Regions from separate parts of the Homo sapiens genome. Here region 2 is linked to region 1. Evidence: read pairs that join two places in POLR2A ChIA-PET (ENCODE). Cell type or tissue: B cell. All regions are shown on one strand. Each heading gives the region's core, and the rest is flanking DNA. Links, peaks and the distances in the headings are about the cores only.

Region 1 (16,248 bases), core at 10,613-15,612:
CCAGTGACCCTGCTCAGGTAGGAGGTGGGGCTTGATTCCAGACCAGATTGAAGACTGGCTGATGCGTTCACCAGCTCCCCCTTCCCTGGCCATAACCCGGAAGTTACCACCCCTTTTCTAGAGATTTCTGAATGCCCCACCCCTTAACGTGCATGTAGTTGAGTGGATGTAAATGTGACCACGGCCATGCCCTGAGCTGCTGCCCTCCATGCACCACCCCAGGGCGGCCCTGCTCTGTGCCACACATCACGGAGCCAACACGGAGCTGACACAGTTGCCGCCTTGTCATGGAGCCAACACGGCCTCATCCCGGAGCCCACACGGCCTCATCCCGGAGCGGACACGGCCTCATCCCGGAGCAGACACAGCCACCGTCTCAGTAAAGCTACTTTCTCTACCACCTGCTTACCCCTAAATTCCTTCCTGGGCGAAGTCAGAAGGCTCCTGTCCAGAGCCCCGCGTTTGGGTTCCTCTGCGCGTTTGGGTTCCTCTGCCCGCATCACGGCCACGCCACCAGGCTGACCAGCTAAAGCCACGCAGGGCTACACATCAGGAGAAAGGACACCCCCAAGTCCCAAGGCCTAGAGCCCCTTTTACCCGCTCCCGCTCCTGCTCCTGCTGGGGATCCCGCTCCCGCTCCTGCTCCTGCTCCTGCTGGGGATCCTGGCCCGACTTGGACTTCTTTGGCTTGGAGGGGCCTCCAGGGCTGGAGAGGGACTTCGGCAACTTAGCTGAAGATGATGTCAGAGGCCTCGTGGGCCCAGGAGGGCCCCCCAGTCTCTGTCCCCCACCCGAGAAAGGAACAAAGGGGGCAGCTGCGGGTGCCCTTGTGCTCTGCTTCTCCTGAGTGTGCTCGCAGCAGGGCCCTGAGGTGTCCGCGTCCTCCGGACGGCTCAAGTCGCCGCGGCTGAGCTCCCCAGATTCCAAGGGAAGTGGAGCGCTGGCGGCTGCCTGGCCAGCCGACGCTGACGAGCCCAGGCTTCCTGGGGTCTTGCCCACGGGGTCGTAGCACTTCATGACAAACCTGAGTGGGGCCAGAGGACAAGGGAAGCACCTTGTGGTGCCTACCCCCGGCTCACCCTCTCCCGGCCCAGGCTCACCCTCTCCCGCCCCCGGCTCACCCTCTCCCGCCCCCGGTTCACCCTCTCCTGCCCCATGCGCCCTCCCAAGATCCACCGCCCCTCTGGGGGACACAGAGATGAGGTCGGGGCAGCCCAGCCCCCACGCCCACAGGCAGGCAGAGGCCACCAGGCGCTCTCCATGATGAGGGCCTGGGTACACCTACTCCCCACTTGCCACGTGTCCTTTCTCCTTTCCTTTGAGACCACTTTTTTTTTTAGCTAAATAGACTCCTCGGCCCCAGCAGCACTGCCCTTACCTGATGGTGGCGCTGCCCCCGGTCAGGCCCAGCGACTGCAGCGTCGTGCCCCGCAGGGCAGCTTCACCCGTCACCTGCAGGAGGAGCAGCCAGGACAGGTGCGCCTTGCACCGGGACCCCAGAGCCCAGGGAAGCCCTCCGGGCACCGGCACCACCAGGACCACAGGCCACGTGCCCTCTCTGGCCTCCATCCTACCCACCCCCCACATCTGGCCCCTGCCGGTCCACACCCTCCACAAGGCCCAGCTTGAGTCTGGTCTGCAGCCGGGGCAGGACCTGCTGCCCATGCCTGACCGTGTCTCCCCCAGCCTGGTCTCCGCAGCTGGGACCCAAGCTCACTGAGGCCTGGGCTGGCAGAGCTGGGCTGCAAGGAGGAAGCCCTGGTGCCAGGACCCACTGCCCGGAGCGAGAGAGGCAGGAACGTGCTGTCACCCACGGGGGTGGCCATTCCTGGTGCTCAGCTCGGGGTGGGCAGGGATCGGGCCTGGCTGGCCACGTCCCATACGCTAACTCTGACCTGTGAGGAAGGGGTGGAGAAGCTGCCTCTAGCGAGGGCACAGTCAATGGCCCAGCACAAAAGCCAAAGGGTGTAAGGGTCCCTGAGGGCCACAGCCTCAGGACAGTGCTGGGCCTGGGTCCTGAGCCCCGTGGCTCATCCCCTCAAGGGAGGACGTAGACCTGAACCTCCCCGTCACAGCCCCAGCCAGGGAGCTTCCAAATGGGGATAAATGCGGGGAATGTCCTGGCCCCCCAGGGCCCCTCCGGGCCAGTGCCCCCCCACCCCAGCAAAGGGCACTCAGCCAGCGTGGAAACAAAAGGCCCCTGTGAGGCCAGGGACGAGCGCTAGGAGGGTCCCGCCACGGCGGGCTTTGCTTGCGCCACGCCACACTCGGTTTTGAAAATGATCAAAACACCGAGCAAAGCAAATATTTATTAAATGAAACCACTTTTGTGACTCTTGGGCTTTGAGAGAAGCTGAAAAAACAAACAGGGCGCCGAGGGAGGTTTCGGGGCAGCCCGGGCTCCGAGGGCCGGCCACTCCCTCTTTTTCCATGAAACACGTCGTGCTTTCAAGAGCCCGAGTCTCCCGCCACTGCCCTGGAGACGGCTGCGGGACAGCAGATTTTCCAGTTGGAAAGTGGGCTGAAAGTGAGCGGGGACTGGGTGAGCAAGAGCAGGCCGCCTACCTCATCCCTCGTGTACACGCAGACTGGGGTGGCCCCGCCGGGGTGCTGCAGGCACTCCCTGGGAGGAGAGGAAAGAAACCATCAGGTACCCCAGGGCAGCTCAACCAGTGCCACGGAGGCCCTGGGGCAGGAGACTCGGAAAGCAAAGGTGTGGGGCCCTCACCCAGCACCCACCCAGGACAGCGTCCCAGGCCCAGGCCCAGGCCACAGACCTCAGCCCCACTGCGCCCCACAACCACCAAAAGGAGGCACCTGACAGCCGGGGGCGCTCCCAAGGACCCTGGCCTGTGGTGCGTGGCCTGGGGGCTCCCCCCGAGACCTCCAGTCTCGGGGCCGCTGGCAGGACGTGGAGCTGCCGGCAGGGCCCAGGGACCGCACAGGAGGGGCGAGCAGCACTGGCTCCGGAATGCGGCTCACGGACACCTGTACTCAGGAGCCTGAGAGTCAGGGTACCGACGTCTGGGCTTTCATCTTAAGCCGCCCACTAAGAGGAGGTGCCCCTGTCTCCACCGCCTGATGTCCTCCTTCAAAGCCGACGCCTGATGTCACCGAAGCATGGAGGGAGGGGCGCTGCACTCCGCTCACGCCCGCTTGCCTGTGGCCGGGGAGGCCGTGCTTATAAGTCCATGTCGGACTCTGCCACCAGTGTCTTTCTGAGCCTCGCCCCGCAGGAGGCACAGCTGGACCCGTGCATGGGTGGGCAGGTATATGCAGCACGCCTCCCACACATGCCTGATGTGCATGGCAGCCCGGGAGACGGGCACATGCCGTCACATCCAGCCCCAGAGCATGTGAACTGCTGGTGGCACCTGCTGCATGAGGCGGGCTTGCCTCTGCGTTTCCAACTCCCCACCGTGAAATCCTCCCCACTGAGAAAAACAAAAGCCCTTCTCAGGCCTTCCTTGCAGATGCCCCTCATCAGTCCCTCTCCAGGGAGGGGAATCCGAGAGGAGGGGGCAGATGGCCAGAGCCTAGGCAAAGGGGAGGCCAGGGCCGGCCTCAGGTCATGCAGGTGCCCTGCCAGGCCCTATGGCCAGTGTGCCTTGCAAGGGCTCAGGTGGGACAGGAAGACACAGGCTGAGCTGGTGACCAGAACACAGGGGATAAAGATTAGGTAACAGCTGGGCTGGAAACTGCTTGCAGCAACCCTCCGGGATGGGGGGTACTGGGAGGGTCAGAGGGCAGGGTGCTGCAGTGTCCAGGTCGAGACATACGTGCACATCCATGCACAGAGCGGGATGCTGGGACAGGAACTCTCGGCCTCCGCCTGAACCCACCTGTGTGCTTACAGGGCCGCAGGGGTCCACTGTGCACTCACCGTGCCCCGACCCTGGGATCTGCTGACCTACTTGAAAGAGCAGGACTCAGCCGGGCGCGGTGGCTCACGCCTGTAATCCCAGCACTTTGGGAGGCCGAGATGGGCGGATCACGAGGTCAGGAGATCGAGACCATCCTGGCTAACACAATGAAACCCCGTCTCTACTAAAAATACAAAAAATTAGCCAGGCGTGGTGGCGGGCGCCTGTGGTCCCAGCTACTCGGGAGGCTGAGGCAGGAGAATGGCGTGAACCCAGGAGGTGGAGCTTGCAGTGAGCCGAGATCGCGCCACTGCACTCCAGCCTGGGCGACAGAGCGAGACTCCGTCTCAAACACAAACAAAACAAAACAAAACAAAAAAAAGGGCAGGACTTGCCTCCCTGAAATGAGAACAGACCAAGCAGAAAAGCCCAAGGTGCCACACCCAGGACAGGCCCAGCCCCGACACCTGGGGACTCGGCCACGTGTGTGGGTTTGACGTGTTTTCTTTTGTTTCGTGGCCTTTATTTTTCACGTCCTCAATCCTGGGGGAGGGGCATCCCTTTCCCACCCAGGCCCCGACTCTGACAGCCTGGTCTGGCTGCAGAGGCCCCACAGGGTCGTGGACTTAGCCCCATGGTCTCCCTGGGTCCACTGCCTACAGGGGAGCCCCTTCCCCAAGGGCCTCTAGCCTGTGGAGCACGTGCGCACCACACACACGGCGGGTGTCCTCTGCGCACAGGCTGGGACACACTCCCTAAGCTCCCGTCCCACAGAGCAGCCAACAAAGGGCCTTGGATTTGCCTTCCCTCCAAATGGCTGGAGACTCGGCCCAGAGGCCCCGAGACGCAGGGCTCAGGAAAACACAAGGCCTCAAAATGCGCCGGAGCAGAACCCGGACAGAGGCAGAGAGAGGCCTCAAGGAAGCACAGCCCCCAGGGCCAGGAAGGGGGACAGGGAGGGCCCAGGGTCCCCGCTCCCCAGCATGACACAGATGGCCAGGGGTCCGGAGATGGTCATGAGGCCACTTCTCTACGGCTGGGGAGGCCTGGGCTGAGGGGTGGCCAGAGTCCCAACTCACAGTCCTTCCCCGGCACTGACCGCCAGCTTGGGGACCTCAAATCACAAACAGGGACAGAGCACAGCAGCGTGACATCAAACGCCAGCCCGGCTTTGATGTGCGGCTCCTCCAGAGGGATCAGATTCCCTCCCTCATGCGGGATCTCAGGGAGGGGTGGTGGGCAATCGGTTCCAGACCTTCTACGCCGGCCCAGTGTGCAGGACGCCAGGGCCCGGGGGAAATTCCAGCGCCCGAGGAGACACAGCCCCTACTCCCCCTCCCCCACGCAGACCTCTGCAAGTCCCAATGTCCGCAGGGGCAAGACCCAGGGCCTCCCGGGGACCCCAGGCCAGGCCAAGCCACCAGACACCATGCTCCGAAGCCAGAAATGCAAGAAGTGCTTTGGGGCGCTTCCGCGGGTGCCTGCTCGCAGCAGGGTACTGGCACACTCTCACACACTCTCCAGCCAGCAGAGCTCCCCACCCGGCCAGGGCCAGAAGCCAGCGGGACGGCCAGGAGGGCAGACACGCCTCTGCTGCTGGCTTCGAGGGCATATTCTTTATGCACCACAAACCCCGCCCCGCTGGGGCCCCGCTCCGGCAAGGCGCGGCTGTGTGCTGGGGACAAGGCAGTGAGTCTAGAGCTCTCTGTGTTCATGTCCTGTCTGGGTATGACAAAGCCGGGCGCAAACACAGGTGCTGACGAGAGCCCAGGCAGCAGCATGCGCCCTGCCGGGAACAGAAGCTGTGGCTGCAGGCCAGGAGCCACTGGGCTCAGGGAGGCCCGCAGAGGGCATCACCCACCACATGACAGCCCAGCCGCCAAGCGGCTAGACAGAGCCTGGGAGAGCCTGGGGCAGGCTCCGGCCTTCTCAACCCAGCCAGGTCCAGACAGGGATGGACAAGGATGGACAGGGATGGACAGGAATGGACAAGGACGGACAGGGATGAACAGGGACGGGCAGGGATGGACAGGGACGGGCCGCAGAGCTCTGAGCTGGCCCAGCAGCATGCACAGACCCACCCTGAGTGTGGCCACAGGCCAGTGCTCCACCTGGCAGAGCCCTGTCCTCACCAGCAGCCCATCCCTACACCCCAGCACACCCAGAGGGCTGCAGAAATCACCCAGCTTTCCCGGAGCCACGGCTTTACCTACAGAAGGAGGAACAGGCTGAGATGCACTCAGCCAGCCCCCAAGCACTGAGTCAAGGCTGGGAGCAGAGGGCTGGGGGCCTGGGAAGAGATCCAGCCAGGGGCCGGGCACACTGGGGGCCACTCCCACCTGGGGTGCCCACGCCAGCACAGCCCGGGGGCACCTCTGAGAGAGGACAAATCCCCTCCATGGCTGAGCTCATGAATCTGATTTACAGAAAGCCCACCCTGCTCCCTCACGGTCTTCAGATGGAAAGCGGCTCAGCTGCTGTGTGAGTTCCCACGGCTCACCCTTGGCATCGTTCCACGGCAGGTCTCGGTCACCCACAACAGTCCCCGGTTCTCTTCCTGCTCCCAGCAGCTCAGCATGGTCCATCCACACCCCTGCCTTTCACCACTTGGCAACTAGGTCCTTACGGGACGTGGGATTCAAACTACGGGACTCGCCCGCCTGCCCTCGTGGACTGCCCAGACGTGCTACAGTATCCCCCGAGTCACAGTATGACCTCCTGGGGCTAGTGCCTGCTGGCTCTAAACCCATGGAGAGAAACTCCTCATAGGAAACCCGTTAGCATAACAATCTGTACCCCAGCAAAGATGCTGGTCAGAAAGGTACTCCCTTTCCTCCTCCGGGTGCCTCCAGGAGGGCCGTGTACCCCCAGGGCCCGTAGGCCATGAAATCCTCATTTCCATCTCATGCGTCTCCTATCACGGAAGGCACACTCCCCGTAATAAAGATCTCAAACTAGACACAGGCCCACCAGGCAGGCAGAGAGCAGTGTCCCCCAGAGCTCGGCGTGGAAGATCCCAAACTCAGACACAGGCCCACCAGGCAGGCAGAGAGCAGTGTCCCCCAGAGCTCGGCGTGGAAGATCCCAAACTCAGACACAGGCCCACCAGGCAGGCGGAGAGCAGTGTCCCCCAGAGCTCGGCGTGGCTGTTCACACCCCTCTGTGCTGGGCAGAACCTTCAGACTATAGGGAAAATGGGAAAGCTCGAAGCCAGCAGTGTGCAGCCTCTGTCTCCTGACGCCCTCCCTGCAGCAGAGCCTGAGAAGCAGAGTGGAGAGCGCCCAGTCCACGAGGACCCGGCCCAGACCGAGATGCTCCAAGTGCACCATACATGCAGGTCTCAAGGACTCTGCACAACAAGAGCATGAGACGGCTCACTTTTCTACTGACTACGTGTCCAGGAAGTCGTATTTTGGGTATACTGAGTTAACTACACGTATTACTAAAATTAATGACACCTGTTTTTATTTCTTCTTTAATGCGGTTACAAGAAAAAGTGAGTGATTGGCCAGGTGTGGTGGCTCACGCCTGTAATCTCAGCACTTTGGGAGGCCGAGGCGGGCTGATCACCTGACCAGCCTGGCCAACATGGTGAAACCCTGTCTCTACTAAAAAAAATACAAAAATTAGCCAGGCGTGATGGCGTGCGCCAGTAATCCCAGCTACTCAGGTGGCTGAGGCAGGAGAATTGCTTGAACCCGGGAGGCGGAGGTTGCAGTGAGCCAAGATCGCACCACTGCACTCCAGCCTGGGTGAAAGAAAAGAAAATGTGAGTCACCTCCATGGCCGACGTGTGGCTCGCTGGTATCCCTGAGGCCCCTGCTGCTTGAGACGCTGGTCGGGCCAGGGCTGCGTGCTACAGTGACACCCTCGCAGTGGAGCTGCAACGTTTCAAACACGTGGCAGTGTCCATCCAAGGAAATCACCCAGGGGTCCCCAAATACACAAAGCAGGCTCTGTCCCAGGGCAACTCCTGGGCACGCTACAGGCCTGCAGCCCCCAGCCTCAGAACGCCCCTTCGAAGCACAGCGCCTACACTGTCCCTGGACTCAGACCTCCTCCGAAACACATGAAAGAAGAAACATCAGCTTCCCGCCCGTCCCACTCTGCGGACACCTGGACTTCCCAAGGCCTCCCCAAGCCTCCTGGGCCAGTGCAGGGACACTAGGCACGAGAGCCTCCCTCCCTCATGCAGACCTGCTGGGGACCAGCTCCCAGCAGAGAGCCCACCAGGCACTCCACCCTCACCGTGGGGCTGGCAACGCCACCCACTATGAAACCTCGTCCATATCCTGCTCCATGGTTAGCAAACTCCAGCTTCTGGGACAAAGCTTGGGTCTGAGCTTTTAGAAATTTATTTAATATTTATTTCTGAGACAGAGTCTTGCTCTGTCGCCCAGGCTGGAATGCAGTGGTGTGATGTCGGCTCACTGCAACCTCCACCTCCTGAGTTCAAGTGATTCTCCTGCCTCAGCCTCCCAAGTAGCTGGGATTACAGGCCCTCACCACCACACCCAGCTGCTTTTTGTATTTTTAGTAGAGACGGGGTTTCACCATGTTGGCCAGGCTGGTCTCAAACTCCTGACCTCAGGTGATCCATCTGCCTCAGCCTCCCAAAGTGCTGGGATTACAGGTGAGAGCCGCCATGCCCGGCCTGGAAATGAAATGTGAAGAAGCCCTATCTTAAATTCCACCTCTGGAATTTAGCCCACAGGAGAAGCTGGGGTGGGTGACCAGGTGCAAAGGCCTCCAGCTGCACACTCTGCTGCAACCCTGCCCGGGATGCCCTGAGACACAGCCAGATGCCCCGCAACACCCACATGACACCCACACGACGGAAGAGCATGGCTGTGAGGAGTGACAGGTGCGGGACCCTTCAGGAAGATGTCCACAGCATATTCACCAGCAACAACAGTCAGCCACAAATCACTCTCCACCACAGGTGTGAGTGTTCATCAAATGAGGTGTACGTGCAGACACACCCGCAGACAGACCCACACTGCCACACAGACCAGGGCCGCAGGCTGGGGGCTCCGGGCTTTACCACCAACGGCCCCACCACCTCCTGCTGTCCCTGGTGTCTCGAAAGAGCTGCCCCACTTGCTCTTGTTTTTTTTTTTTTTTTTGAGACGGAGTCCTGCTTTGTCACCCAGGCTGGAGTGCAGTGGCGCAATCTCAGCTCACTACAACCTCCGCCTCCCGGGTTCAAGTGATTCTCCTGCCTCCTGAGTAGCTGGGACTACAAGCATGAGCCATTGCGCCCAGCTAATTTTTGTATTTTTAGTAGAGATGGGTTTTCACCATGTTGGCCAGGCTGGTCTCGAACTCCTGACCTCAGGTGATCCACCCACCTCGGCCTCCCAAAGGGTTGGAATTACAGGCGTGAGCCATCACGCCCAGCCACTTCTGTTGTTTCTTTTTTTTTTTTTTTTGAGACAGAGTCTCGCTCTGTTGCCCAGGCTGAGTGCAATCTTGGCTCACTGCAACCTCCACCTCCTGGGTTCAAGCAATTCTTCTGCCTCAGCCTCCTGAGTAGCTGGGACTACAGGAACCCACCACCACGCCCGGCTAATTTTTGTATTTTTAGTAGAGATGGAGTTTCACCATATTGGCCAGGCTGGTCTCGAACTCCTGACCTCGTGATCCACCCGCCTCAGCCTCCCAAAGTGCTGCGATTACAGGTGTGAGCCACCGTGCCCAGCCTTGTTGTTTCTTTTGTTTTTTTGTTTTTTTGAGATGGAGTTTTGCTCTTGTCACCCAGGCTAGAGTGCAATGGTGCGATCTCGGCTCACTGCAACCTCCTCCAAAGCGCCCAAACCCACCCCCACAGCCACCACCAAAGCCAGCTCCAAAGCCACTTCCAGAACCACCACGCCTGGCCAAGCCTGTTGTTTCTTAAACTAAGTTTCACACGAGGTTTACAAAGTCTGTTGAAGAGGCTTATGCTACCACAATGCCGGCCCCACCTCTCCAGACACCCTCGGCCCCTCCCCAGTGGCAGCCCCAGGCCACTCTGGGCCATTTCCTTACCTCCATCCCCATCTGAGGACTGACAGCACAGCCAGGGAGGACGGCCCTCACCAAGCACCTGTGCCTGTGGGAGCACTGGATTCTGTTCACGCCCGGGGGCACCGCCCGGCCCAGGGGCATTTCCTTCCAGACGTTCATCTTTCCTGACTTCTGTTCCCCGCGCTGTTTGGTTTTCTTCTTGCCCTCTGCCACTCTCGTCTCAGGAAGCAGCACAGAGCCAGGGCGCCGGGATCCCTGCTTCTCACCCAGTGCCCACACAGCGCCTGGGGCTGCCTGCCTCCCTGCCCGGCGCCACTCCTGGCTCGGGTCCCGCTCACCCCTGCCCGTGGCTTCGCTTTGCTCTCAGGCTCCGTCATCTCCTGCCTCGGGTCCCGCTCACCCCTGCCCGTGGCTTCGCTTTGCTCTTAGGCTCTGTCACCTCCTGCCTCGGGTCCCGCTCACCCCTGCCCGTGGCTTCGCTTTGCTCTTAGGCTCCGTCATCTCCTGCCTCGGGTCCCGCTCACCCCTGCCCGTGGCTTTGGCTTTGCTCTTAGGCTCCGTCACTGTTGTCTGAGTTCCGTTTTGGGAGGGAGAATTCCGTGCTCGTGCTTAACCCGCTGCCATCTCCAGGGGCCTCCATTCACCCCGACAGCCACTGGGGTGGCTTCCATCCCCATGACCACTGAGACCCGACGTGCAGACCTCAGCGCTCTCACCCACGAACGCAACACCCGTGCCATGCAGCGCGGCACTACTGTCAGACGGGAGCAGGCCCAGCCCTGGGGCCACCAAGCGCGCCCAACGCACAGTCACCTTCCCAGCGCCCGACGCGCGGTCACCTTCCCACAGGCCCTATGCTCGGTCCTCAAGACATGAACTCACCCCATCCACACACCAGCCGGGGCACAGGTGAGGAAACTGAGGCCCGGGGAGGGCGAGAACCCCCTGGCTCACAGCAAACCCCAGCCCCAAGTCCCTTCCATTCTGCTGAGCCTTTTACTGTGGACAGAGACTTCCAGCCAACGATGAAAAGACCCAAATTGACAAAGCACCAATTTTTACACATTCAGGAACAACGTTTAAACCATTAACCGACAGAAACTGATACACATCAATTACTTATTTTTATTTATTTATTTTTTTGAGACAGAGTCTCGTTCTGTTGCCCAGGCTGGAGTGCAGCAGTGCGATCTCGGCTCACTGCAACTGCCTCCACGGCTCAAGTGATCCTCCCACCTCAGCCTCTGGCATAGCTGGGACCACAGGCACGCACCACCATGCACTATGCCTGGCCTAACATTTCTATTTTTTGTAGAGAAGGGGTTTCACTATGTTGCCGAGGCTAGTCTTGAACTCATGAGCTCAAGCGATTCGCCAGCCTCGGCCTTCCAAAGTGCAAGCCACTTTGCCCAGCCACTGTGCCCAGCCACTGTGCCCAGCCATCCAATTACTATTAGGAAGATTTTCTGGTGGGGCACAGGAGCTCACACCTGTAATCTCAACGCTTTGGGAGGCTGAGATGGGAGAATTTCTTGAGCCCATGGGTTCAAGAGCAGCCTAGGTGACCAACATAGTGAGACCCTGCCTCTTAAAAAAAAGAGACCTTATGATCCCATCCAGGGGAATCAAGCATGGGGAGCCCTGCCCCCAGCACCGAACGTCTCCCCTTAGTGCTCACCAGGCCCCCACAAGGACAGAAGCACATTCCTGCTCTTCTAGGTGGGCAAGGCTGGGCCGCTGGGCCCAGGAAACTCAGAACGATGAGCTGTGACCAGCCATCCCCGAGGCTGCTGCTCATGAACCGGCAGCCCACACACCCCTCCTCTACAAAGGACTGCAAAGTGCCAAGAGGCACCACAGGCCAGCACAGAGCTTGGGTGTCCAGCTCTGAACCAGACCCAGTAACCACAGCAGCTTCCCCAGCAAACAGGGTAGGGAAGAGCCCCCAGCCCACTGATGCTCACCTGATCTGTGGAAAATGGCTGAGAAGCTCCCAGAGGGTCTGGCCTGAACAGAAAGAGTCCTGCAACCTCGAGCCATCGTCCAGCTGCAAAGCGATGCGAACCTGGAGGGTATAAGACATGAGAAACTTCCTTAGGAAGAAAAGCAACTATTCCTTCTAAATCCCAGACTGATTCTCCAGACACAGAGAGGGTGACTGCCCCGCCCTGGCCTCCAGGGAGAGGCTGACCCCCACGGAGAAGGCTACCCTCCTATTCACTCTGGAGTGAGGGCCTTGGAGGCTCCCCGGCAGGGCTGCACCAGCATGCGTGTGTGCATGTGAGTGTGCAGGTATGTGCAGGTGTGCGTGCGTGTGTGCATATGTGTGTGTGGGTGTGTGCGGGGGTGTGCAGTTGTGTGCAGGTATGTGTGTGGATGTGTGCATGTTGGTGTGTGGGTGTGTGCAGGTGTGCGCATGTGCGTGCAGATGTGCGTGTGTGTGCATGTTTACATGCAGGTGTGTGCGGGTATGTGCGCAGATGTGTAGGTGTGTGTGTACAGGTGTGTGCGTGGGTGTGTGTGGGGGGGAGGTGTGTGCATGTTGGTGTGGGCGGTGTGTGCAGGTGTGTGGGGGGGTGTGCACGCAGGTGTGTGGGTGTGTGCAGGTGTGTGGGGTGTGTGCGGGTGTGTGCGGGTGTGGGGGTGTGTGCACGTTGCTGTAGGGGTGTGTGTGGGTGTGTGTGGGGGGTGTGTGTGCGGGGGTGTGCAGGTGTGTGTGGGGTGTGTGCAGGGGTGTGTGGGGGTGTGTACGGGTGTGCGGGTATGTGGGTGTGTGGGGGTGTGTGTGGGTGTGTGTGGGTACATGCAGGCGCCACAGGAGTGAACTGTGTTGGAGACAGTCCTCGTGTCCCAGTGGGGGCTTCAAAAGATTGCAGCTCCACCGAACCTGACTGCAGCCTCAGGACAGACACTGAGCTAAGCTGCTCCCAGATTCCTGACCCTCAGAAGCCACATGAGATGGTAAATGTTTGCTGCTCTTTTTTTTTTTTTTGAGACAAAGTCTCACTCTGTCGCCCAGGCTGGAGTGCAGTGGCAGCACAATCTCGGCTCACTGCAAGCTCCGCCTCCCGGGTTCACGCCATTCTCCTGCCTCAGCCTGCTGAGTAGCTGGGACTACAGGCATCCGCCACCACCCACGGCTAATTTTTGTATTTTTAGTAGAGACGGGGTTTCATTATGTTGGCCGGCTGGTCCCAAACTCCTGACCTCAGGTGATCTGCCCGCCTCGGCCTCCTAAAGTGCTGGGATTACAGGCTGCCCTTGCGGCATCCATGCAGCGCTTTCGGCTCTAACATTCTGGGCAATTCTATGAGCAGGTGGTCAGGCTGGTGGGTGAATGCTGCTGACACCCTGAGCCAGGGAAGGCACAACTGACCCCAGAAAGAAAGAAAAACTTCCACATGAAGAATGACGTGGGCGGGGCGCAGAGGCTCACGCCTGCAATCCTTTGGGAGGACTTTGGGAGGCCGAGGCGGGTAGATCATGAGGTCAGCAGTTCCAGACCAGCAGGCCAACATGGTGAAACCCTGCCTCTACTAAAATACAAAAATTAGCCGGGTGTGGTGGCGGGCACCTGTAGTCCTAGCTACTCGGGAGGCTGAGGCAGAATGGTGTGAACCCGGGAGGCGGAGCTTGAAGTGAGCCGAGACTGCGCCACTGAGCTCCAGCCTGGGCGACAGAGCGAGACTCCAGCTCAAAAAAAAAAAAACATGAGATGCTCATTTTCAGTTGCCAGTTATCAAAAAACAGGAAGCTGTTTGGGCCCAACCCAGGGAAGGCAGAACTGGTGCTAAGACTCATGTCCCTCCTTCCCCAGCACCCCCCACTGTCCCGTCCCCCGTCCCTGGCCAGCTGAACGATCCTGTGCCCCACACAGTCAGCCTCCCCCAGAGCACGACCCACCATGTTCTCAGGCCCCTCACGGCTCCGGGAAGCGGGCACCATCTCCAGCTTGGCATTGTTGGGCAGGTTGGCAAATCTCCACTGGAGAGAAAGGTCGAGCACGCTCCTCTGAAACCTGCAAGACAGACCAGAGCACACTTGCTGCCCTGCAGAGCCTGACACGCCCTGCCATCCACGCCCCGCCATCCCCGTCCCACCATCCACGCCCCGCCATCCACGCCCCGCCATCCACGTCCTGTGGCAGCTCCCCAACAGCGGGACGTCATGACCTGCAGAGGCACAAGGCGGGTCCCCGATCATATGGGGCCTCCTGCAAGCAGAAGGGAGCAGGAAAAAGGGAGATGTGGGCCTCGGTGCACGCCGAGGGGGCTGCTCCTTCAGAGTCTGGGGTGCTGACAGCCCCAGTGCAGACGCTCGGAAAACACAGAGAGAACGACTGGGGCGTGAACACTGCTGCACTCGCGGAAGCTGGAGTGTCACAGACCCCGGCCGTCACGGCTGGAGCCACCACAGAAAACCTGACTGCCCGGGCGCAGTGGCTCACGCCTGTAATCCCAGCACTTTCGGAGGCCGAGGCAGGCGGATCACCTGAGGTTCAGGAGTTTGAGACAAGCCTGACCAACATGGTGAAACCCCGTCTCTACTGAAAATACAAAAATATCCCATCTCTACTAAAAATACAAAAAAATAAGCTGGGCATGGTGGCTCAGGCCTGTAGTCCCAGCTACTCGGGAGGCTGAGGCAGGAGAATCGCTTGAACCCGGGAGGCAGAGGCTGCAGTGAGGCAAGATCATGCCACTGCACTCCTGCCTGGGCAACAAGAGCAAAACTCTGTGAAAGAAAAAAGGAAAGGAAAGGAAAGAAAAGAAAAGAAAAGAGAAAGGAAGAAAAAGAAAAAGAGAAGAAGAAAGAAAGAAAGAAAGAGAAAACAAGAAAGAAAAAGAAAGAAAAGAAAAGAAAAATCTGAATATACTCAAAGTGGTTGGCCTCACTTTGGAAATGCAAGCTGCTGTCGGAGACAACTAGTGAAGAGAGTTCAGACAGCCCAGGGGCATCTGGAAGAATTAAGAGAGAACAAACTTTGCTATATCAACACTGGCCAGAAAAGTGAGTCTGGAAATTGCCACATGAAATGTCTACGTCAAGACAGGATAGCAGATCGGGGGATCCCGAGGGCAGGCAGGCTGGGAACCTTGGAGCGGAGGGCACTGTTCACGCCTGGGGCTGCATTCCTCTGCACCGGCTGCACTTTGTAAGCAAGTGGTACCATTAGCAGAGGAAAAGGGCACCTGAAAACATGGCTATGGTATTGCAGGACCTGCCTCAAAATCGCACTCACTGGTTCCCACCAGACACCACCACACAGACCACGGGCAGGTGAACACTGAGAAGTAACAATGCGCTGGGCGCGGTGGCTCATGCCTGTAATCCCAGCAATTTGGGAGGCCCAGACGGGCAGATCACTTGAGGTCAGGAGTTTGAGAGCAGTCTGGCCAATGTGGTGAAACTCCGTCTCTACTAAAAATACAAAAATTAGCCAGGCATGGTGGCACAGGCCTGTAGTCCCAGCTACTCGGGAGGCTGAAGTGGGAGGAGTGCTTCAACCCGGGAGGCGGAGGTTGCAGTGTGCCAAGATCGCGCCATTGCACTCCAGCCTGGGCGACAGAGCGAGACTCCGTCTCAAAAAAAAGAAAGAAAAATGAGGCCAGGTGCAGTGGCTCACGCCTATCATCCCAGCACTTTGGGAGGCCAAGACGGGCGGATCACTTGAGGTCAGGAGTTTGAGACCAGCCTGGTCCACATGGTGAAACCCCGTCACTACTAAAAATACAAAAATTAGCCAGGCGTGGCACGTGCCTGTAATTCCAGCTACTCAAGACGCTGAGGCACAATAATCGCTTGAACCCGGGAGGCAGAGGTTGCGGTGAGCTGAGATCATGCCACTGCCCTCCAGCCTAGGTGACAGAGCAAGACTCTGTTTCAGAAAAATGGCCAGGCACAGTGACTCATGCCTGTAATCCCAACACTTTGGAAGACCAAGGCGGGCAGATCACCTGAGGTCAGGACTTGAAGACCAGCATGACCAACATGGTGAAACCCCGTCCCTACTAAAAATACAAAAATTAGCTGGGCATGATGGCGCACGCCTGTAATCCCAGCTACTCGGGAGGCTGAGGCAGAAGAATCACTTGAACCTGGGAGACAGAGGTTGCAGTGAGCCGAGATAGCGCCACTGTACTACAGCCTGTGTGACAGAGCGAGACTCCACCTCAAAAAATAATAAAATAAAAAAGAAATAAAAATGAAACCCTAAGCCCCCCCCAACCAACTGAACCAGCCTCCTCTTGGCCCAGGGGACCCCAGAAACCTTGAAAGCTGAGTTCCTGGCCATGGCTGGGTGGGAGATCAGACACATCTGCAGGCTCTCTTCCCTAAGGGATAAACAGAAAGCAGCCCTTTCCAAAGACCCCTG
Region 2 (16,248 bases), core at 6,656-11,655, 160 kb before region 1:
GTGTGGGGCGGTGAGCGCCGGCCCAGCCTGATGGAACCCACTGTACCAGGCCCAGGCCTCAGCCTCTGAGAAGGACTTCCCTGTGTCACTCACTCATACATGTCCTCAGGACGTGAAGACATTTCAGCAGACCAAAGTTTCCTTCGAATTTTCTTCGAATCGTCCAGATACTTGGAGACATCTCCTCCTCACCTGTGGGGTGCTGGGGCAGTCCTAGGCGTGGGGGCAGATGGGTGGACAGCTGCTGCTGCCCTGCTGGGGGTGGGCAGCCCTTGGAGCACACAGTGGTGAAGACATTCCTGAATATGTCTCAGGCTGTAGAAATCTTATTTTGTGGAAAGATTTTAGAGAATCATCAAAATAAACTTTTACCAAATAACATTTTACCAGAAACTGAATCCGAGAGAAGTAGAATCGTTCACTCCCTGCCCCCCAGGTCACTGTGTGCAGAATCACGTGACTAGGACATGGGCCCTGTGATCCATGCCCTCCTTCCTTTGCCTGTGGGGTCAACAGCAAGAAGGCCCCTCAGTGCCCCTCAAGCCTGGCACCAGCCGCAGGGCCTGGTGTAACTTTGCAGGGAGAGGGGACTGCTTTTGAAGACGGAATTTTCTCTTAAATCTCTAAGTGTTTTGAGGTTTGCAAAATCTGTTTTCGGGATTGTTCTTTCTTCAGTTAAAATAACAAAATAACCCAGTGTGTTCCTGTAGAGGATCCAGGGTTTTAGAACCGGACTTGCGAGTCTCACCTGCCTGGCCCCTCTCCCCCAGCCCCAGGCCATCTGCAATCTGTTTTACCAGCACAGGCCTCCCTTCCTCTCCCTCTGCCTTGGCCTCTCCCACACCCAAGAGCCCATTCCTGTCTATTCTCCCAGGGTGGTGAGTGAGCCTCTGCACCACACTTGCCAAGGGTGCTCACGGAGCAGGCATGAGGCCCGCTTACTGGAGGAAGCGAGTCTGGACTCGGGCTCAGGCCTGTGGCGAGCCTTCATGGGGGCTGCCCTGCACCCGTCCTCAGCTGGGGCCTGCGGCACCATAGAACTTTCTCTGTCCAAGAGGAAAGCAGACATCTCTCCCCTTCGATGTGTCATCCCCCGCGGCCCCCGAGCGTCCCACATGAACCTGCGGCACATGCCCGGAGGCACTGCATACAGTGGCTGCACCCCAGGCCATCCAAAGAACAGCAGCACCTGGAAGGCAGCAGCACCTGCCAGCCCTGGAAAGGCACACCAGGAAGCTGGCGGGGACAGGGTGTGCTGGCCTGTTCCAGGAACTCGGAGCTCATGTGGCCAGGGCCAGGTGCAGCCTGGCTCCTTACAGGGGCCAGGAGTGGCACGGGAGAAGTAGGTCGTCGGCTCCCGTCTTGCCAGGGCCTGGACACTACTGCTTTTTCCTGTGCCCCCATTTTTGGTCCAGGCATCCCTTTGTGTTGGGATTGCACTCTGTAGCACTGGAATGATGTGGGCTGCAAGTCCAGGTTGGGCTGAGTGAGGACAACACAGTGCTTCCCAGGGGCTCAGATCTAGGGTTGACCCAGGCTTGGGGTGCTAAGGGGGAGCCCAGCCAGCTCCTGCCCCTGTGTCGGCCTCCTCCCTCTCCACTGCCTTTGTGCTCCCCCTGCACCTGCTTCAGGAGGGAAGCCACAGCCGGCCTGCAGGGTGGTTGTGGGGTGTCCAGCTGGCAGGTAGAGAAAGGAGGGACCCCAAGGAGTGGAGGAGGGCCAAGCCACGCTGGCGGGAGCTGTCCTCCTGGGTCCTGGGCACTGCTAGAGGCCACAGCCTTCTCTCTGCTCTCCCTGGGCCGCCTTCCTGGGTCCTGGGCACTGCTGGAGGCCACAGCCTTCTCTCTGCTCTCCCTGGGGAGCTGCTGTGCTGGTTGGGTGTCCTCAGATTCTCCTTGTGTTCACTTGAAAGACACAAAGGCATAGATGACCAGAAGGCAGGGATGGCGGGGAGGAGGCGGAGGGCTGTGAGGGCCTGGGAGATCTGGGGGCCACCCTGGCCTGGGAGATCTGTGGGCCTTTATTCTATTTGTGGAAGAGAAGGAACCCACTGAAGCACTGGGAGCAGCGACTCTTTTTGTCTTTCTTTTGGAAGGATGTCACCCAGTGACAGCCAGCAGTGCCCACCCTGGAAGAGCAGGTGAAGAGGCTCCTTGGGTGGGCACCCCTGGCGTCCTCCCATGAGGGCAGCCTCACAGGGGTGTCTGCCTGTGAGTTTTGTTACAGGGCCTCACCAAGAGAGGGCCTATGGAGGCCGAGGACCAGGGGGAGCTTTTCCTGCACCTCCGGTCAGTGGCACGTGCCCCCCAGACCTTATCTATGCACCGACTCCAGAGAAAGCTGAAGGAGGCAGCCAGAAAAATCATCAGCCTCCGCCTGGAGAAAGAGCAGCTCATCGAGATGGGGAACAGGCTCCGTGCAGAGCTGGGCCGACCCGAAAGTGAGTCCGGGAAGTGGAGGCCATGGCCTGAGTGTGGGTCAGGTTCTGGGTGTGCACCTGGTTCTGGGTGTGCGCCAGGTTCTGGATGTGGGTCAGATTCTGGGGGTGCACCAGGTTCTGGATGTGGGTCAGATTCTGGGGGTGCGCCAGGTTCTGGGTGTGGGTCAGGTTCTGGGTGTGTGCCAGGTTCTGGGTGTGTGCCAGGTTCTGGGTGTGCACCTGGTTCTGGGTGTGCATCTGGTTCTGGGTGCGGGTCAGGTTCTGGGTATGCGCCTGGTTCTGGGTGCGGGTCAGGTTCTGGGTGTGTGCCAGGTTCTGGGTGTGTGCCAGGTTCTGGGTGTGGGTCAGGTTCTGGATGTGCGCCTGGTTCTGGGTGTGCGCCTGGTTCTGGGTGTGCGCCTGGTTCTAGGTGCGGGTCAGGTTCTGGGTGTGCGCCTGGTTCTGGGTGTGGGTCAGGTTCTGGGTGTGCACCAGGTTCTGAGTGTGCGCCTGGTTCTGGGTGCGGGTCAGGTTCTGGGTGTGCGCCAGGTTCTGGGTGTGTGCCAGGTTCTGGGTGTGTGCCTGGTTCTGGGTGTGTGCCTGGTTCTAGGTGCAGGTCAGGTTCTGGGTGTGCGCCTGGTTCTGGGTGTGCGCCTGGTTCTGGGTGCGGGTCAGGTTCTGGGTGTGGGTCAGGTTCTGGGTGTGCACCAGGTTCTGGGTGTGCGCCTGGTTCTGGGTGCGGGTCAGGTTCTGAGTGTGCGCCTGGTTCTGGGTGTGGGTCAGGTTCTGGGTGTGCACCAGGTTCTGAGTGTGCGCCTGGTTCTGGGTGCGGGTCAGGTTCTGGGTGTGTGCCAGGTTCTAGGTGTGCGCCTGGTTCTGAGTGTGTGCCTGGTTCTAGGTGCGGGTCAGGTTCTGGGTGTGCGCCTGGTTCTGGGTGTGCTCCTGGTTCTGGGTGTGCACCAGGTTCTGGGTGTGCGCTTGGTTCTGGGTGCGGGTCAGGTTCTGAGTGTGCGCCTGGTTCTGGGTGTGGGTCAGGTTCTGGATGTGCACCAGGTTCTGAGTGTGCGCCTGGTTCTGGGTGCGGGTCAGGTTCTGGGTGTGTGCCAGGTTCTGGGTGTGCGCCTGGTTCTGGGTGTGTGCCTGGTTCTAGGTGCGGGTCAGGTTCTGGGTGTGCGCCTGGTTCTGGGTGTGCGCCTGGTTCTGGGTGTGCACCAGGTTCTGGGTGTGCGCCTGGTTCTGGGTGCGGGTCAGGTTCTGAGTGTGCACCTGGTTCTGGGTGTGCACCAGGTTCTGGGTGTGCGCCTGGTTCTGGGTGCGGGTCAGGTTCTGAGTGTGCGCCTGGTTCTGGGTGTGCGCCTGGTTCTGGGTGTGCGCCTGGTTCTAGGTGCGGGTCAGGTTCTGGGTGTGCACCTGGTTCTGGGTGTGGGTCAGGTTCTGGGTGTGCGCCTGGTTCTGGGTGTGCGCCTGGTTCTGGGTGTGGGTCAGGTTCTGGGTGTGCACCAGGTTCTGAGTGTGTGCCTGGTTCTGGGTGGGGGTCACATTCTGGGTGTGTGCCAGGTTCTGGGTGTGCGCCTGGTTCTGGGTGTGCGCCTGGTTCTGGGTGCGGGTCAGGTTCTGAGTGTGCACCTGGTTCTGGATGTGCGCCAGGTTCTGGGTGTGGGCCTTGTTCTGGGTGTGTGCCTGGTTCTGGGTGTGCGCCAGGTTCTGGGTGTGCTCCTGGTTCCGGGTGTGCGCCAGGTTCTGGGTGTGCGCCTGGTTCTGGGTGTGGGTCAGGTTCCGGGTGTGCGCCTGGTTCTGGGTGCGGGCCAGGTTCTGGGTGTGCGCCTGGTTCTGGGTGCGGGTCAGGTTCTGGGTGTGCGCCTGGGGTCAGTGGGAGGGCTCTGGACGCAGCCTTCTCAGGAAGGCCCGAAGGAGCACAGAAGCCCCTCTTGTGAGCGGGGCCTGGTCGGAGGCCACTGCACAGAGCAGGACCTCATCTTAGCTGCGGGCGCTCTGGGGACCCACTTCGCTGGCAGCATTTGTGAGAACAACACCGCAGGTTAGCAAAGCAGCCGGCATTTCTGTGCGGCTCTGTGGTGAGCAGCGAAGATGGCCGCAGACTTCTCCAGGTAAAGGCAGCAGTGTCTCCTGACTGAGGTGGAGGCTGGGCATCTTGGACACAGACACCGGAGCTGACTTCCTAAGAAAGGCAAGGGGCACTGGCTTTATGACTGAGTGTTTCAGTGAGTCATCCATCTGTTCCTCCATGCATCCACCCACCTACCTATCCATCCATCTATCCAACCACCCATCCATCTATCCATCCATTCACCCACCCCCCCCATCCATCCATCCATCCATCTACCCATCTACCCACCCACCCATCCATTCATCCACCCACTCATCCATCCGCCATCCACCCACCCATCCATCCACCCACCTATTTATTCATCCACCCATCCATCCATCCATCCATCCATGCAACCACTTATCCCATCTACCCATCCATCCATCTACCCACCCACCCATCCATCCATCCACCCACCCAACCATCCGTCCACCCACCCATCCATCCATCTACCATCCATCCACCACCCATCCATTCATCCATCTACCCATCTACCCACCCACCCATACATCCATCCATCTACCATCCACCCACCCACCCATCCATCCACCCACCTATCTGTTCATCCATCCATCCATCCAACCATCCAACCACTTATCCCACCCACCCATCCATCTGTCCATCCACCCATCTACCCACCCACCCATCCATCCACCCACCCACCCATCCATCCATCTACCATCTATCCACCCACCTATCTTTCCATCCATCCATCCACCCACCCATTCACCCACCCACCCATCCATGTATCCATCCACCCATCCGTCTGCCCACCCACCCAACCATCCATCCATCTACCCATCCACCCACTCATTCATCTATTCACCCACCCACCCATCCATCTATCCATCTACTCACCCACCCATCCATCTATCCATCTACCATCCACCCACCCATCCATCCACCCACCTATCTATCCATCCATCCATCCACCCACCCATTCATCCATTCACCCACCCACCCATCCATGTATCCACCCACCCATCCATCCACCCACCCACCCACCCAACCATCCATCCATCTACCCATCCACTCACCCATCCATCCACCCACCTATCCATCCATCCATCCACCCACCCATTCATCCATTCACCCACCCACCCATCCACCCATCCATCCACCCACCTATCCATCCATCCATCCATCCACCCACCCATTTATCCATTCACCCACCCATCCATGTATCCATCCACCCATCCATCCATCTACCATCCATCCATCCATCCATCTACCCATCTACCCACCCACCCATCCATCCATCCATCTACCATCCACGCACCCATCTATCCACCCACCTATCTATTCATCCATCCATCCATCCATCCATCCATCCATCCATCCATCCATCTAACCATCCAACCACTTATCCCACCCACCCATCCATCCATCCACCCATCTACCCACCCATCCATCCATCCACCCACCCACCCATCCATCTACCATCCATCCACCCACCTATCTATCCATCCATCCATCCACCCACCCATTCATCCATTCACCCACCCATCCAACCATCCATCCATCTACCCATCCACCCACCCACCCATCCATCTACCATCCATCCACCCACCTATCTATCCATCCATCCATCCACCCACCCATTCATCCATTCACCCACCCATCCAACCATCCATCCATCTACCCATCCACCCACCCATTCATCTATTCACCCACCCACCCACCCATCCATCTATCCATCTACGCACCAACCCATCCATCCATCCATCTACCATCCACCCACCCATCCATCCACCCACCTATCTATCCATCCATCCATCCACCCACCCATTCATCCATTCACCCACCCACCCTTCCATGTATCCATCCACCCATCCATCCACCCACCCGCCCAATCATCCATCCATCTATCCATCCACCCACCCATCCATCCATCCATTCGTACACCCACCCACCCATCCATCTATTAATGTATCCATCCATCCGTCCACCCACCCATCTATCCATCCACCTACCCACACACTCACCTGTCCATCCGTCCATACACCTATCCATCTATCCATCCAACCACTTATCCCACTTATCTATCCATCCATTCACCCACCCATCCATCTGTTCATCTATCCACCCATGTATCCAATTAGCCACTCTCACTCATCCACCAACCCACCCATCCATCTATCCATCCGCCCATCCATCCACCCACCCACCCACCCATTCATCCATCCATTCATCTATCTTTGCATCCACCCATCCATTCATCCATCTATCCATTCATCCATCCATCCATCCACCTACCCATGCACCCACCTATCCATCCATTTATCCAACCACTTATCCCACCCACCTATCCATCCTTTCACTCACCCATCCACCCATCCATCCAATCATCCAGTCACTCATCCACCTACCATCCATATATCCATCCACCCATCCAGTAGAGGAGCCCCTGCTGAGTGCCAGATACTTTCTGCCTTCTTCAGTTCCTATGTCGCCAGGCCCAAATCTGGCTAAAGAGATGTTTCCTCGGCTGTGTGTGGTGGCTCACGCCTGTAATCCTAGCACTTCCCGAGACGAGACTGTGTGTGTGCACGTGCATTTGTATGTGAGACTGTGTGTGTGCACACACGTTTGTTTGCGAGACTGCACAAGCGTTTGTGTGCAAGACTGTGCATGTGCGTTTGTATGTGAGACTGTGTGCACACACGTTTGTGTGTGAGACTGTGCACATACATTTGTATGTGAGACTGTGTGCACACATGCATTTGTATGTTAGACCGTGTGTGTGCATGCATGCACACATCCATAGGGAGGACTCAATGGAAGTTTGTCGATTTATTGGCAATTTAGAGAAGAAAGTAGAGTGAGAAGAGAAGAATGGGGACTTTTGGTTTGGCTTTGATTATACCAAACATACCCCATTTGTTTCTTTTTGGGAAGGCCGTCCTCCCCACCTAAACATTGAGTTCTTAGCTGGGCATGGTGTTGTGTGTCTGAAGTTCCAGCTACTTGGGAGACTGAGGTGGGAGGATTGCTTGAGCGCAGGAGGTCGGGGCTGCAGTGGGTATGATCCTGCCTGTGAATAATCACTGCACTCCAGCCTGGGCAGCACAGGAGATCCAGTCTCTAAAAACATTTAAAAAAATAAAAAAGATGAGTCCTGATTGCAAAGGTTTAGGCAAGACTGACTGGTCTATCTGCATTTTTTTCCTAAGATCACTTATCCGGTTCATAAATGATGTGGCTGCAATCATTAAGTAGTACAGAATGGCCAGCTGTGACAAACATATCATCATTATTCAACGTGGGACAGCCGTCCAGCCAGGGGGCTGAGCAGGACCTGCTCTGCCTGTGGCTGTTTCTAGATGCTTCTCTAGTCCACTTCACAACAGCTACTCTGCCCCAGCACCGGTGGCCCAGGGGTCACCTGCAGCTGCCTCAGTGCATGTCCTCACCTGTCCGCCTCTGGGAAGGGGCCGCATCCCGCAGGGAGCAAGCTGACCGCCACTTCACTGGCTCTCGGCTGCTTTCAGGCATAGAGCCTGTCTCATGCTGCCGGTGCCCATATAGATGGCTGTGGGGGGAGGTGCCGGGGCGTCCCCTGTGCTCTGGTGACACTGGTTCCTGCCAACACCCCATTCAGACTGTGGAGCCAACTCCAGCAGGTGACATGGTGGGCCCCCTCTGAGATAAGGAGCTTCACCTGCCTGCTACAGGGTTCCGGCCGAGACCAGGGCGGGGAGTGAGAACAGCCCCACTCAGGGGCCTGCAGGGGGAAGCAGGAGGCAGGTGCTGTGGGACCCTGCCTGCAGGCCCCTCTGCCCACAGAGTGGGCAGTGCCTGGAGCTCACCCTCCCTCTGCGCCTTCCAGAAATCAGCTGCACATGGCATTTCCTTGATCCTGTAGAAAGCTGGGATTCCTTAAAATGTTGTTTCTAGTAAACTTCTTTATGATAGCTAACTTTTTTTTTTTGAGACAGAATCTCTGTTGCCAAGGCTGGAGTGCAGTGGTGCGATCTCGGCTCACTGCAGCCTCCGCCTCCCGGGTTCCAGCGATTCTATTGCCTCAGCCTCCCAAGTAGCTGGTATTACAGGCGCCCGCCACCATGCCCAGCTAATTTTTGTATTTTTAGTAGAAACGGGGTTTCACCATGTTGGCCAGGCTGGTCTCATACTCATGACCTCAAGTGATCTGCCCACCTCAGCCTCCCAAAGTGCTGGGATTACAGGTGTGAGCCACCGCCTGATCACCTGAGGTCAAGAGTTTGAGACCAGCCTGGCCAACATGATGAAACCCCGTCTCTACTAAAAATACAAAAAAAAAAAAATTAGCCAAGTGTTGGGGCACGTGCCTGTAATCCCAGCTACTCGGGCGGCTGAGGCAGGAGAATCTCGAACCCGAGAGGTGGAGTTTGCTGTGAGCCAAGATCAAGCCACTGCACTCCAGCCTGGGTGACAGAGCGAGACTCTGTCTCAAAAAAAAAAAAAAGAAAAAAAAAAAGAAAAGAAATAAAATTGATTTGGAGGGCCAATCTAAATAGGTAAAAGGATTTCCTGTTTTAAATTTGTGCTTCTTTAATTTTGTGTGTATGTAGGGGGCTTACTGTGGGGCCACTTGTATTTTATCGTCATGTCATTTTCCTGCTGAGTCTTTAATGCATCGGGAAATGATCTAGTGAAAAAGAACAAATTAGGGATCTCGCTTTGTTGTTTCCCAATAGTTGGCAGCTGACTCAATACTCTTTATTAGGCATATGTGCATAAATAGTAAAGTATCTATTTACATTTAATTTATTAGTTAAATGACACGTACGTATTTAAAATCTTATAACAATATATTGAGTTGGAAGTAATAACTTTTGCTCACATTTTATGAAACAGTTGATTGAAGCTCTTCCCAGGCCTGCTCCTTGACCTCGGTTCCCTGTTTACCACAGTGGGGTCTTCCAGGAGCCTGGAGAGCAGTTGATCGGACACAAGGCTTTATACTCAGACTCAGGTACAAGGCAGCCCCATCTTTTCTAGGAAAGAGAAAAGGGAAATGGACTTTTATTCAGGGATCTCTGCCCTTTGCTTTGTCAGTTCCTTCAGCAAGAGTCTGTGGGGAGTACATGCTATGTATCTGTAGATGACTTTCTAGAATGATGGTTTAGCTGGAAATAGAATTTTCTGTATGTTGACATTTTTCTACTACTTTTTTTTTTAAAAGAGATGGGGTCTCGCTCTGACACCCAGGCTGGCATGGTGGTGCCATCGTAGCTCACTATAGTCTCTATTTCTTGGGCTAAAGCAATCTTCCTGCCTTAGCCTCCCAAGTAGCTGGGACTACAGATGCATGCCATCATGCCCGGCTCAACTTCTTTTCAAGATAATATTCTTATGTCTTCAGAGAGGTCAGCCATCAGTCTGATCTCAGTGCCTTTGGGGAAGCTGTTTTTTGTTTTGTTTTGTTTTGTTTTTGAGATGGAATCTTGCTGTCTGTTGCCCAGGCTGGAGTGCAGTGACATGATCATGGCCCAGTGCAAACTCCACCTCCCGGGTTCAGCCTAGCTAATTTTTTTTTTTTTTTTTTGTATTTTTAGTAGAGACAGGTTTCACCATGTTGGCCAGGCTGGTCTCGAACTCCTGAGCTCAAGCAATCCACCCGCCTTGGCCTCCTGAAGTTCTGGGATTACAGGTGTGAGCCACTGCGCCCGGCCTGGGGAAGCTGTTTTTAGACTTTTCTCCCAATCTGTTAGGTGCTCCTGTTTTACCATTGTTGTGTCTAAGTGTGGATTTGTTTCCCTGAATCCTGCTCAGGAATCTGTATGTTTTTTAAATTTTAGGACCAAATTTTAGGTTGGTTGGCTGGTTGTTTTTCTATTCTTTAAAATTCTCAGTCATTGTTTTTCAAACACTGCTTTCTTCCATTTCTGTCTAATCTCTTCTGGAGATCTTACGGGGCATGTCAGACGTGCTCCCTGACACGTGTGTGTGCGTGTGGGGTGTGTGCGCGTGTGGGGTGTGTGCACGTGTGGGGTGTGTGTGTGTGCCTGTGTGTGTGTAAGAGCACCCCTCCCCCTTTCCAGGGGTTTCCTCAAAGGTCGCTGTCTGGAACCACTGGATGGTTTCAGTATCTTGACCAGAAGTAATTCCCATTCCATCTTTTCTCTTTTTGTTCTTGTGTTTATTTTATTGTTCTTCTCCTGATTTCTTAGATTGAATGTTTCACATTTATTTTTATTCTTTCTTGCTTAGTAATTGCATTTCTTAAGGTGAGAGTTTTCATGAGTATCACTTTGGCCAAGCCCCAGAGGTTTTGAGGGATAGTACTGTCAGTGTAATCATTGTCTCTATAGCCTGCCATTGTGGGCTTTTTTTTTTTTGACGGAGTTTCACTCTTGTTGCCATTGTAGAGTGCAATGGCGCGATCTACAACCTCCGCCTCATGGGATCAAGCAATTCTCCTGCCTCGGCCTTGAGTAGCTGAGACTACAGGCATGTGCCACCACGCCCGGCTAGTTTTGTATTTTTAGTAGAGACGGGGTTTCTCCATGTTGGTCAGGTTGATCTCGAACTCCTGACCTCAGGTGATCCACCCACCTCGGCCTCCCAAAGTGCTGGGATTACAGGCGTGAGCCACGTACCCGGCCAGTGTGGGCTGTTTTTCTATTTCACGAGCTACTTGTTAGGGGGAATTTCAGAATTCCTTTGGTTATTTATTAAACCAAATGTGCGGAATACTACTTTTTATTTTATTCTATTTAACAACCATATTAAATATACGTATTGATATTCTTTATAAATTTATTTATGCTCCTCAATTTGAACTGCCAAAAGCCACAAAGTGTTAAAATCCTCCATTGCTCCTGTGATTTTGTCCATTTCTCCTTCTCACCATCATGTTTTATAAATTTCAGTGCTAGGCCGGGCATAGCGGCTCACGCCTATAATCCCAGCACTTTGGGAGGCTGAGGCAGGCAGATCACGAGGTCAGGAGTTCAAGACCAACCTGGCCAACACAGTGAAATCCCCATCTCTACTAAAAATATAAAAATTAGCCGGGCTTGGTGTTGCGCGCCTATAGTCCCAGCTACTCGGGAGGCTGAGGCAGAAGAATCGCTTGATCCTGGGAGGCAGAGGTTGCAGTGAGCTGAGATCACGCCACTGCACTCCAGCCTGGGCGACAAAGCAAGACTCCGTCTCAAGAAAAAAAAAAAACAAACACAACTTCAGTGCTGTGTTACTTAGAGCAGAAATGTTCAGGACAGCTATGGCTCATCCTGGTTCATAATACAGTGTCCTTACTGAGGTTTAACTGTGTCCAGCAATACTTATTTAACTATGCGTTAAAAGATAATTTTCAGAAAGAAGTAAAATGTGGCTCCCAAATATGAAAAATGAGCATTTGTTTAGGATTGTATTCTGTTCATTAAACAATGAGGAAACTGGACAGATGCTGTAACCAGTTCCAAGGAAAGGTCAAAAAAGCACAAATCTACATGGAGTAAAAGAATCGAGTTTCAGATGGAGGCAGAACTGGTTCTGGTAGAGGGGAGAGGCAGGCAGGGCAGAATCCGCATGCCTATCAGTGGTAAAATCGCAAAGCAGCTCAAATCGCAAAGACAATGAGGGGCTGGACGCAGATAACCCAGTGGAAGTGCAGTAGACAAAGCAGTTTCTACGGAAGCTCATTTTTTTTCCCTACAGTTTCTCTGCTTTTGATGGAAAGTAATCTCAAAGAAAGGTGTTTTTTCCCCGGGCATCAGACAGGTAATGTGCGGATGTCGGATGTTGTAACAAGGCTTGAGGGAGGCACAGCTCACACGTCTGCATGAAAACCCAATCATCAGGCGGATGAACCACAAAAGGATCAGAAAGGTTGTTCCTGATCTCACAAAATGGAGCTGGTTTGTAGATGGCTTGGTTATTTCCATAGGTGCAGCGAGAGTGCTAATTCACCATCTCTGCATTCTTAAGTTTGCTTTCTTAGAAGTTTCCGTAAAGAATTTCAGATTGACTTTTAAAAGCCTCTTTAAAAAATAATTTTAGGGCAGTCGCGGTGGCTCACGCCTGTAATCCCAACACTTTGGGAGGCCTAGGCAGGTGGACCACGAGGTCCATCAGGAGATCAAGACCAGCCTTGCCAACATGGCAAAACCCTGTCTCTACTAAAAATACAAAAATTAGCCAGCCATGGTGGCAGGTGCCTGTAGTCCCAGCTACTCAGGAGGCTGAGGCAGAAGAATCGCTTGAACCAGGGTGGCAGAGGTTGCAGTGAGCCGAGATCATGCCATTGCACTCCAGCCTGGCAACAAGAGCAAGACTCTGTCTCACAAAAAAAAAAAAAAAAAAAAAATTAGCCGGGCGTGGTGGCACGTGCCTGTCATCCCAGCTACTCAAGAGGCTGAGGCAGGAGAATAGCTTGAACCTGGGAGGCGGAGGTTGCAGTGAGTGGAGATCACACCACTGCACTCCAGCCTGGGTGACAGATCGAGACTCCATCTCAAAAAAAAGAATAAATAAATAAATAATAATAAATAATTTAAAATAAAATAAATAAAAGCCTCTTGCTTGCTGTCCTGAGGCTAGAAAACCAAGCCAAGAACCCGCCAGATTTCACCTGCCCTATAAATTTGAGCAAATTCCTTTCTTAAGGTTTCCAAACTAGCCCAGGTTCCTGGGCCTGCCAGGCAATGCCCTCCAGATGCACCTGCCATCCTACAAGCCAGGCGCTGTGCCGGGTTCTCCTTGGAGGGCTTCGTGGATGTGGGCTCTGTAACATCGCTGTGGTTCCTTACAAGTGGCTGCTGGTGACTGACTAAATGGGCGTCTTCTCAGATTTGGCCTTCCATGCAGGGCCTTGGTTACACAAGAAGTATTTCCAATTCCAGTCCTGGTAAAAAACAAAGATTCTCATTGAAACTATGCAAATAACTATATTACTTTGAAAGTAAGAGTACTCAACAAGTTTCTGAATTCTGGAGGACTCAGGCCGGGAGAGTAAGATATCCCTGGCCGGGCACGGTGGCTCACACCTGTAATCCCGGCACTTTGGGAGGCTGAGGCCGATGGATCAGCTGAGGTCAGGAGTTTGAGACCAGCCTGACCAGCATGGTGAAACTCCATCTCTACTAAAAATACAAAAATTGGTCAGGCGTGGTGGCTCACGCCTGTAATCCCAGCACTTTGGGAGGCCGAGGCAGGCAGATCATGAGGTCAGGACATTGAGACCACCATGGCTAACATGGTGAAACCCCGTCTCTACTAAGAATACAAAAAAATTAGCTGGGCGTGGTGGCGGGCATCTGTAGTCCCAGCTACTCGGGAGGCTGATGGAGGAGAATGGCGTGAACTGGGGAGGCGGAGCTTGCAGTGAGCCGAGATTGCGCTGCTGCACTCCAGCCTGGACAACAGAGCGTGACTCTGTCTCAAAAAAAACAAACAAAAAAAACAAGGTATCACTTACAAATGTTCTGTTTTGATTCACAAAAGCAGAGACTACAAAATTTGTGTGGACTGTACATAGCTTCAGAGGAAAGAGGAAGAGTTCTCTATATATCCAGAAAGTAGAACATTAAAAAAACATCAGCCGTATTCTTAACAAAAGCTGTCATCCTCCACCATCGGTTCATCCCCTCCTGTGAGGTCCGTTCTTGTTCCACTCCATCTTGGTTCTTGGTCTCAACAATCCATCTGCTTCTCGACTAGAGACTGAGTCCTGGGATGGGCTCAGTGTCATCTAAATGCCGCCATCAGAAGCCTGTGCCCATGGTGCCTGCCCAGTCCTTTTCCCAGGCTCTGAGACAGTCCCTGTTCAAGATGAAGAAGCACTCTGAGCTTTCTGGGGAGCATCAGAGTAACACAAAAATCGTGGATGGGGCTGGGCGTGGTGGCTTACGCCTGTAATCCCAGCACTTTGGGAGAATGAGGGAGGTGGATCACCTGAGGTCAGGAATTCCAGATCAGCCTGGTCAACATGGCAAAGCACCATCTCTACTAAAAACACAAAAATTAGCTGGGTGTGGTGGTGGGCACCTGTAATCCCAGCTACTCGAAAGGCTGAGGCACGAGAATTGCTTGAACCCAGGAGGCGGAGGTTGCAGTGAGCCGAGATCCCACCACTGCACTCCAGCCTGGGTCAGGAGTCTTCTTTGAGACTTCGTCTCAAAAAATAAAAATAAAAAAACTGTGGATGACAAAAGACTGCACATGGCCATGGTGAATTTACCACTGCCACTTTTCAAAGTGAAAGGTCTGTTCATAGCAAGAATAATGCAACTGAGAAGGAACATTTGCTTGTCCTGTAGACATCTGGAAACAGAGTCCAAAAAAGAGTTCTAGACAAAGTTAATCCAAGACGTTGACGCTGTTTTCAAAGATGCCAGAAACAGAATATCTGATTTCTAAAACTGGATGAGCATGATTTTTACAGAGGAAATTATTTACAGATAAGTGTGAAGCTGACTATTCCATGACTATACCAAGAATATCCAGTGGAGAGGCAAAAAGTGTGGGGCAGGCGGTGGCCGTCTGCCTAGTAACACAGCCCCAGAGTGAGTGACGGTCGCCCTGCTACAAACTCTGGGCATCAGAGATGCACAGCTCACGTTAAAGTAAGGTGACACCTAAGTTAACGTAACGGCAGTGACGGGGTTTATGCCTGCTAGCTCTGGACTGCTGCCGGCTGACAGCATCTGGCAAATGGCTTCGGGACTCTAATGAAGAGAAGCGCCGTGGGCACCCGGGACGTCTCCGTGCAGCACAGCACACAGTTCCTCAGTGCCTCAGACGAACAAGTTACCTGACACACACAGCCCGGGGCAGGCCACGCGTCTCTTCCGACCCGGGGCAGGCCACGCGTCTCTTCCGACCCGGGGCAGGCCATGCGTCTCTTCCGACTCGGCAGTCTTCCCGTGGCACTCATCAATCCTAACACATCAAAGAAACCTAATCATTTCCTTAACATCTTTTTTCTTTTTACTTTTTTTTTTCGATAGAGACCTCTGTCATGCAGGCTGGAGGGCAGTGGTGTGATCACAGCTCACTGCAGCCTTGACCTCCTTGGCTCAAGAGATCCTCCCGTCTCAGCCAGGTGCGGTGGCTCATGCCTGTAATCCCAGCACTTTGGGAGGCTGAGGCAGGTAGATCACGAGGTCAGGAGATCGAGACCATCCTGGCTAACAGGGTGAAACCCTGTCTCTACTAAAAATACAAAAAATTAGCCAGGCGTGGTGGTGGGCACCTGTAGTCCCAGCTACTCGGGAGGCTGAGGCAGGAGAGTGGCGTGAACCCGGGAGGCGGAGCTTGCAGTGAGCCGAGATTGTACCACTGCACTCTAGCCTGGGCAACAGAGCGAGACTCCGTCTCAAAAAAAAAAAAAAAAAAAGAGATCCTCCTGCCTCAGCCTCCCAAGTAGCTGGGACCACAAGCGCATGCCACCACACCCCACCTTGTACCTAATTATTTCAAATACCTCTCTTTTTATAAGAAAAAAATTTTGTGATTTTCCAGGGAACTTCTAGGACATCTCATAGATCATTTTAAATATAAAAGGTCTCCTGGGGCTGGGCACAGTGGCTCACACCTGTAATCCCAGCACTTTGGGAGGCCGAGGCAGGTGGATCACGAGGTCAAGAGATCAAGACCATCCTGGCCAACAAGGTGAAACCCCGCGTCTACTAAAAATACAAAAATTAGCCAGGCATGGTGGCGGGTGCCTGTAATCCCAGCTACCCGGGAGGCTGAGGAAGGAGAACCGCTTGAACCAAGAAGTCAGAGGTTG

What was found. Peaks named below come from ENCODE experiments on the same cell type or tissue, not always from the same donor. Only the 100,000 strongest peaks of a DNase experiment are listed, where the experiment ranks them.
Region 2: POLR2A ChIA-PET joins it to region 1 with 5 read pairs; 4 of 35 experiments call an interaction of 5 or more read pairs at or near these places.

What each region holds. Positions count from the first base shown.
Region 1 is chr17:81,981,196-81,997,443 of GRCh38, reverse strand. It overlaps ASPSCR1 (ASPSCR1 tether for SLC2A4, UBX domain containing), which reads right to left. Exons shown (of 16, transcript NM_024083.4): 3 at 13,776-13,890; 4 at 11,837-11,937; 5 at 2,566-2,623; 6 at 1,379-1,452; 7 at 598-1,024. Among named protein-coding and RNA genes, the nearest start is that of ASPSCR1, 12 kb to the right of the region's middle. RefSeq lists enhancers at 2,714-3,421, 5,550-6,257, 6,968-7,677. In B cell, for the core only: a CTCF peak has its summit at 14,732; a DNase peak (open chromatin) is centred at 13,623.
Region 2 is chr17:82,137,752-82,153,999 of GRCh38, reverse strand. It overlaps CCDC57 (coiled-coil domain containing 57), which reads left to right. Exons shown (of 19, transcript NM_001394669.1): 15 at 2,227-2,440. It also overlaps the pseudogene LOC124904119. Among named protein-coding and RNA genes, the nearest start is that of FASN, 48 kb to the right of the region's middle. RefSeq lists an enhancer at 4,132-4,191. In B cell, for the core only: no CTCF peak of the experiment used is centred there; no DNase peak of the experiment used is centred there.